3 separate regions of the Mus musculus genome follow, and regions 2 and 3 are each linked to region 1. A link is a loop called in an ENCODE intact Hi-C map of the cell type or tissue named here. Cell type or tissue: gastrocnemius. All regions are shown on one strand.

The links. Hi-C counts contacts between places; a loop is a spot of excess contacts. Peaks named below come from ENCODE experiments on the same cell type or tissue, not always from the same donor. Only the 100,000 strongest peaks of a DNase experiment are listed, where the experiment ranks them.
Region 2: it touches region 1 in a loop (16-fold over the local background); 19 of 42 quality-filtered maps call a loop at or near these places.
Region 3: a loop joins it to region 1, with 3 times the contacts of the local background. A loop is called at or near these places in 19 of 42 quality-filtered maps.

What each region holds. Positions count from the first base shown.
Region 1 is chr17:29,175,953-29,178,452 of GRCm38, reverse strand. Cpne5 (copine V) reads left to right here. Exons shown (of 21, transcript NM_153166.2): 11 at 2,250-2,291. Among named protein-coding and RNA genes, the nearest start is that of Cpne5, 61 kb to the left of the region's middle. In gastrocnemius, a CTCF peak has its summit at 1,368 (motif pointing left); DNase peaks (open chromatin) are centred at 1,367 and 1,582.
Region 2 is chr17:29,370,268-29,372,767 of GRCm38, reverse strand. The region is part of intron 9 of Fgd2 (FYVE, RhoGEF and PH domain containing 2); the gene reads right to left. Among named protein-coding and RNA genes, the nearest start is that of Fgd2, 11 kb to the right of the region's middle. In gastrocnemius, a CTCF peak has its summit at 1,336; DNase peaks (open chromatin) are centred at 1,185 and 1,577; H3K4me3 peaks cover 255 bases; H3K27ac peaks cover 1,112 bases.
Region 3 is chr17:29,364,138-29,366,637 of GRCm38, reverse strand. Fgd2 (FYVE, RhoGEF and PH domain containing 2) reads right to left here. Exons shown (of 16, transcript NM_013710.4): 3 at 1,647-1,727; 4 at 1,028-1,176. Among named protein-coding and RNA genes, the nearest start is that of Fgd2, 4.5 kb to the right of the region's middle. In gastrocnemius, no CTCF peak of the experiment used is centred here; a DNase peak (open chromatin) is centred at 1,359.

The sequences.
Region 1 (2,500 bases):
TATATATGAGTACACTGCAGCTGTCTTCAGACACACCAGAAGAATCAGTTCCCCCATTACAGATGGCTGTAAGCCACCATGTGGTTTCTGGGAATTGAACTCAGGACCTCTGGAAGAGCAGTCAGTGCTCTTAACCGCTGAGCCATCTCTCCAGTCCGAGATCTAGTTGTTGTTTTTTTATTAGTTGTGTTTAGCTATTGGTGGAGGAGGAAAGTGTGCCTTCTCTATGGCATACCATGTGGAGGCCGGAGGCCAGGGTTTAGGAGTCAGTTCTCTCCATCCACCCATGCGGATCCCAGGGGTCACACTCAGGTTGGCAGGCTTGGCCTCAGTGCCGTTATCCACAGGTGTCTCGCCAGGCACGCACTCAGTACCTCCGTCTGTGCTCTGGGTAGCAAGGCTTCCTGTTGCTAGGATGGTCCGTTTCACGAGAGTGTTAGGAGATCTCCACCAGCTTCGGGATTTCTCATTTGTTTGTTTTGGAATGGGGCCTCACTATGTAGCCTTGGCTGGCCAGGAACTGGACTTGTATGTAGATCAGGCTGGCCTTGAACTCAGAGACCTGCCTGCCTCTGCCCCCTTAGTGCTGGGATTAAAGACCTGTGACACCACAGCCCGACTTTAAGTAAAGTTTGTGTAAAAAGGCATTCATGCATGGTTAGATAATGTGGAAATCAAGAGGCATTTTCTAGACATTCCAACACAAGCGTGCGTGCACACACACACACACACACCATGAGCTATCCGAAGGGCCATACTAATCCCATCCTACAGTCAGGACTTGTGGCTCGGAGACATGATGTACCATCTCTAGGCCACGGGGCTCAGATCCAGTGTCCAAGCTGAAGCCACCAATGTCACACCTGGCCTCTTTCCAGTACCTTCAGAAACTGAGGTACAACTGGGGCAGTGGTGGCACACGCCTTTAATCCCAGCACTTGGGAGGCAGAGGCAGGTGGATCTCTGAGTTCAAGGCCAGCCTGGACTACAGAGTGAGTTCTAGGACAGCCAGGCAGGGCTATACAGAGAAACCCTGTCTCGAAAAACAAAAACAAAAACAAAAAAAAAGGAAGAAAGAAGTGTAGGCACATGATATTTCTTCTTTCATTTTAATAGTCTGGCTCAAGGAACCACAGGGTTTGCCTTTATAAAATAAGAACACCAAGGATGCCTTTAAAGCACGCTTCTGTATCTGCTTCATATTGTTCCATTTACAGAAAGCTAGCCCATGCATGCACAACCTTCTGGACATCCCAGGGTTCTATTCTGGAACTTTCTTCTGCTCCATTCTGTACACACACACACACACACACCTGGAGATACTCATCTGAAAGGAGACAGCGCCCCCTTCTGGGATCCACACAACTCCCAAGCCAACTCCTGGCAGAGCCGAGATGGACCACACCACGGTGGGATAAATAGATGCTAACAGAAGAGAAGCCAGTTCAGACTGCTTTCTGCATCCCATGTGGACCTCAAGACCAGAAACCCACACTTCCTGGGCCTCTTCCACCTTCCACCTTCCTAGACCCCTGGTACTGCCTGGCAGCTTCCCCATCCCTGGGCATCCCAGAGGACAGCAGACAGCACCAAGGGTTAACCGGCAACCCTCCACCTCCCTCCTCCTGCTTCTGGTCCTCTAGCCTGTTGCCATGGGAACAAGGCTAAAAATAAGATGGGCTCTCGAAGCCCAGCCCCATGCTTAGGAGTCAAAACAAACTAATTAAAGCAGCCTGGGTTAGAATGTGAAGAAAATCCCACCCTTTCTCAGAGGCCAGTCTTGGGGATGGAAAAGCTCAGCAGGCCACCCCAAGTCAGGGTCCAGGGGTGCTTTCTTAGCCTGCAGGGCTGGAGCTGGCGTTTCACCAGTCATACCCAGACTCAGGGTCCTTCCTGCCAGTCGTGTGCTTCCCCATAGAAGCGCCCCTGCTTTATTGTGAGATCTGCCTGTCATGGTCCTGCCACAGGTAAATGTGTGGCTTCTTGCTGAGGCTTCCACTCCATCTAGGGAAGCTAAGATGGTAGGATGAACAGAGGCCCCGGGGCTGCTTCAGCCAAATCCTTGAAATCTCAACATGTCCTGCCATGGCTCTGGGGTGGCCTCTGCCCCTAAGACCTTAAAAGGTCTTAAGATAGAATTTCTTTGCACACAGGCTTGAAATGTTTGCATGGCATCCTTCCTGGTCCGGGGACAGGAGGCCTGTCCTCGGGTCCATCCTACCCAGAATTCTTTGCTGTTTGTTTTCCAGGACCATCAAGGTGGAGGTGTATGACTGGGATCGTGACGGCAGGTAAGGGCAGGAGGGTGAGAGAGAGGTGAGCGGATGTAGGCAACCACGGGAAACTAGGCAGGCCCATCTGGGAATGAGGGGCTGGGTTCCATGCCGGTTGGTCTGCTGTTGTAGTAGCTTAGATCCTTGGAGGTCCTGCAGGACAGTATGCTGAGAGCCCTCCTCTCCCCAACATAGCTGCCAGTAGCCAGCCAGTGCCCACACTCTCC
Region 2 (2,500 bases), 190 kb before region 1:
CACTTGGGAGGCAGAGGCAGGTGGATTTCTTAGTTCGAGACCAGCCTAGTCTATAGAGTGAGTTCCCGGACAGCCAGGGCTACACAGAGAAACCCTGTCTCGGGGGAAAAAAAAAAGAGTGAGGTTGGGGGCTGGAGAGATGGCTCAGTGGTTAAGAGCACTGACTGCTCTTCCAGAGGTCCTGAGTTTAATTCCCAGCAACCACATGGTAGCTCACAACCATCTGTAATGGGATCTGATGCCCTCTTCTGGTGAGTCTGAAGACAGCTGCAGTCTGCTCATATAAATAAATGAGCCTTAAAAAAATAAAAGGACTGAGGCTGGAGACTGTGCTGTATGCACAGACTCACATCAGGGAGGGCTGGGTGTGGTCTGGACCCTGTATCCTGCTGGATGTGGGGAGCCTGGGTGACGTGGAGCAGAGCCGCCACTTTGCAGCTCAGGCCTGTGAGACCTGCTGCGAAGGACAGATGCCCTGAGAATAGAGGGGCGGGCGCTGAGGGGGCAGCGTGGGAGACCTGGATGAACTGTTACCATTCCTGTCAGAGGAAGGATCGGGAAAGGCAAGTGGAGGCCTAAAGCTTGCAGGAGTCCAGGCAGGAAGGGCTGGAAAGCTATGAGAGGAGAGGGGAAGCCCAGGGAGTTCTGGGTCTGAGTCAAGATGCCTTGGGATTGGAGCCTCCAGGTTTGTGTGTTCTTTCTTTATTTCTTTCCTTCCTTCCTTCTTTCCTTCTCTCTCTCTCCTCCCCCCTCCTTCTCTCTCTCTCTCTCTCTCTCTCTCTCTCTCTCTCTCTCTCTCTCTCTTTCTTCTTATTTTTTCTGGTCCCGCTCCCACTCGCTCTGGCCATATTTATTTCGTATATGTGGGTACGCTGTCACTGCCTTCAGACACAGCAGAAGACAGCATCAGATGCCCATTACAGATGGTTGTGAGCCACCATGTGATTGCTGGGAATTGAACTCAGGACCTCTAGAAGAGCAATCGGTGCTCTTAACTGCTGAGCCATCTCTTTAGCCCCTGAGCCTCCAGGTTTTAGCTTCCCGCTGGGCTGGCTTAACCACACTCTGGAGGTCTGGCTCAGTTCAGGGTCTTTCTATCCCACACAGTTCTTTGGGCTCATCAACAAAGGACCCCCTGCCTGCTTCAGAAGGCTCTCCTGATCTCCTGATATCTGTGGCCAACTGGCACATCTCCAGATCTTGTCAGAATGAGATGTTTGACTGCCACCTGCTGGCCAGCTTTCACTGTAAATCTGCAATCTATGACATATCACAGTTGGCTACTGATGGCACCTCTGGGATAAGGTATCCTTGTGCAGGGTACAACCTGTTGGGTTCTATGTGAGGTTCCTGGATGGCACGCCTGTGTAACCTCTCCTTCTTTTTAGGCTGGGAAACACAAGGGCCAGCTCAGACCAGGTCATACATAGGCCATAGGCCGGTAGAACAGCTAAGGTGGTTCAAGCCCCTCTGTCCCTCAAGCCTGACTCAAAAAGTGGTTTCCATTTGTTGTAGACAGCTCTTCACCCACCATGTCCAGCAATGTCCAGCAGAGGGTGCTATGGGGCTGCTAGCCAGTGAGACAGACTTGCCAAACGGTGGCAGCCAAGAGCAGGCATACAGGGAATTAGTGGCTTTCTCACATGGTCGCAGCTGGCGTTAACCTCACCATGTAGCCAAGGATGGTCTGGAATTCCTGACCCTCCTGCCACCACTTGCCAAGGGCTGAGATTACAGATGGGTGCCACCACTCCTGGGCTACTGGGTACTGGGGCTCTGATCCAGGCTCAGTGAATGCTAAGCAAACCTTTTACCAAAGGAGCTACATTACAAACCCAGGTTTGTTTTGTCTTTTGTTTTGTTTTTTTGTTTTTGTCTGTGTTTGTATGTGTGTGTATGGTGTGTGTGTGTGTGGTGTGTGTGTGTGTGTGTGGTGTGTGTGTGTGTGTATGTGTTATTTTTGAGATGGTCTCTCTGTGTATTCCAGGCCAGCTCGGAATTCACTACAATCCAGACTGTCCTGAATTTGCAGTAATCCTCCTGCCTCAGCCTCTTAAGTGCTGGGATTGCAGGCTGTGAATCTCCTTTGGGTTCTGTGTCTTTTGTCCTTCATCCTCCTCCTCCTCCTCCTTCTGTGACAGAGTTGCACTCTGTGGCCCTGGCTAGCCTGTAACTTGCTATATAGACCCGTCTAGCCTGAAACTCAGTGTGTAGACCAGTTCTAGATTCAAGCTCACAGAGGTCCACCTAACTCTGCCTCCTAAGTACTGAAATTAAACTCGTGCACCGTCACATCCAGCCTTGGTTGGCTGATCTCTGCTATGTTCCTCCAATGTCTTCTTCTCACCCCTAATCAGGTCACCCTCCTCCCTCAAACTTGCTCACTACCCTCCTCCCTCAGACTTGCTCACTAAGGGCCTCTCTCTACCTCCTCCCTCAGACTTGCTCATAAGGGCCCCTATCAGATACACCTGCCTACTCTCCAGCCTCTGGGACTCTC
Region 3 (2,500 bases), 190 kb before region 1:
TGGGTATGGTGTTAGGTGATCTTACAGGCCGGTTCCCCTTTACCCCCCACCCCCTGCTTCTTCTTTTTTTTTTTTTAGGTTTATTTATTATTGTAGCTAAGTACACTGTAGCTATCTTCAGGCGCACCAGAAGAGGGCGTCAGATCTCATTTCAGATGGTTGTGAGCCACCATGTGGTTGCTGGGAATTGAACTCAGGACCTTCGGAAGGGTAGTCAGTGCTCTTAACCGCTAAGCCATCTCTCCATCCCCCACCTTGCTTCTTTATGTTTGAGACAGGCCTGTTTGTAGCCCTGACAGACTGTTCCAGGTCTATGTAGACCAGACTGGTCTCCACCTCACTCTATCTCTCATTTTTAAAGTTTATTTTACTTATTACCATTACGTATGAGTGTGCATGTGTGTGTGCGCACTCGTGTGTGTGTGTGTGTGTGTGTGTGTGTGTGTGTGTGTGTGTGTTGGGGATGCTTGTAGTATAGCACACACATAGAGGTCAGAGGACAGTTTTGGGAGCCGGTTCTCCTCTTTCACTGTGAGTCCCAGCAATTAAAGCCGGGTCTGTGGGCTTGTTCAACAGATCTTTACTGATTGAGTTGTCTCCCCAGCCCTCCATCCCGTCTCTCTTTAGATTTATTTGTGTGTATCAGTGTTTTGCCTGCACATATGTATGTATGCATGTATGTATGTATGTATGTGCTCATGTGCATGCCTGGTGTCTACCGGGGCCACAAGAAGGCTATTGGAGCTACACTGGTTGTGAGCCAACATGTGGGTGCTGGGATCAGGGCTTCTCATGTAACAGTGACATGGACATTGCACCGCTGGCTAGGAAACCAGCCTGTTAACAGATGCCAAGATCAAGGCCAGGGACCCAGTCAGTACCATGACTCCCCTGACCTCTTAAGTCACAGGGCTTAGGATGGCCCCATCTTCCTCAGCTGTGCGAGGAGACAGCCACGGTCAGAATTAAACTCAAGCACACAGGCCTCCCAGGCCCCTCAGCCTGGGTCCGTGACTTGGGACCTCACCAGTCATCCACGCGCCGCTGCAGCTCGGGAAGGAAGAACTGGGCGTGGAAACGATAGATGGAGGAGATGTTGGAGAAAATGAGCTTCACCACGTCCTCAGGGAAGGCCTTGCTGCGGCCTGCCTCCCTCAGCAGCTCCTGGAAGAACACCTGCACAGGAAACCCGCACCTGCTCACGCCCTACTCAAAGAGGAAGTCACCACCCGCTAGCCAGCCCTGCAGCCCCAGGGGGACAGCACAACCCCAGCAGTCAGGCCTGCATCCTTGCCACACAGCTGAGAGAGATGGCCAGGAAAGACTGGATTCAGGCCACCTTACAGATGGGAGACAAGCCAGGACTCCCTAGGGCTTGGCCAAGGGAAGAGGGAACAGCCCCATATGTGTCTTCCTAGGCCTTGGGTGTTCCTTGGCTGAAGTAAAGGGCATCTAGTGAGGACAATCAAACGAGGCTGCCATGTATGAGGCTGGCCAGGACCGAAGACAATGCATGAGGTGCTAAAGGGCTCAGTTCTGATGCTTTCCCAAAGCCACCCAACGATGTCAGTGGGTTGAGTTAATGCCAAGTCCTGGGCTGGCATCGGTACTTGTGATATGATGGGTTTTGAGGGGTCCCCACTGGCCTGGTCAAGCAGGTGCAGGCGAGCCACATAGGCCTGCTCCGTCTCCAGAAGCTCTCGCACGACCCTCTTCTCCTCAGGTTCCTACAGGGGTAGAAGAGAAGGGTGGACAACTTGGCTTGCCACTCCTCAGAAGACAACGTTGCTCTGTCTAATAAGCAAACCCTCTGGCATTCCCGTTTTCCTGGTATACCAGGTCTGGCACTGGACCAGCTTTCATAGTACAGCCTAGAAAGGTGCCCTGCTCCAGGGCTGAGTCTTCAGGTTAAATGGTCTCCACCTGGGCTTTCGTGGGAACAGGGAGTCAAGGGGCTACTGTGAAAGACACCTGGCTGCCTGGCGGGGAGCCTCCTCTAGGAGGCCACACACACAAAGGGGAAGACACATAGAGAAGGGTCTAGCATCCCAGCTGAGCCATCCTCTGGCTCCTCAGAGCTCAGGGGAGCATCAAGGTTACATGAGATCATAAGGATAGGCTGGAGAGATGGCTCAGCGGGTAAGAGCACTGACTACTCTTCCAAAGGTCCTGAGTTCAAATCCCAGCAACCACATGGTGGCTCACAACCATCTGTAATGAGATCTGATGCCCTCTTCTGGTGTGTCTGAAGACAGCTACAGTGTACTTATGTATAATAATAAATAAATCTTCGGGCCGGAATGAGCAGGGACTGAGCAAGCAGGGCCGACTTGGAGCGAGCAGGGTTGACTGGAGCAAGCAGAGGTCCTAAAAATTCAATTCCCAACAAACACATGAAGGCTCACAACCATCTGTACAACTACAGTGTACTCACATACATAAAATAAAATTTTTAAAAATCTTTAAAAAAATGATGGGGCCACAAATCAATGTGGTTGGT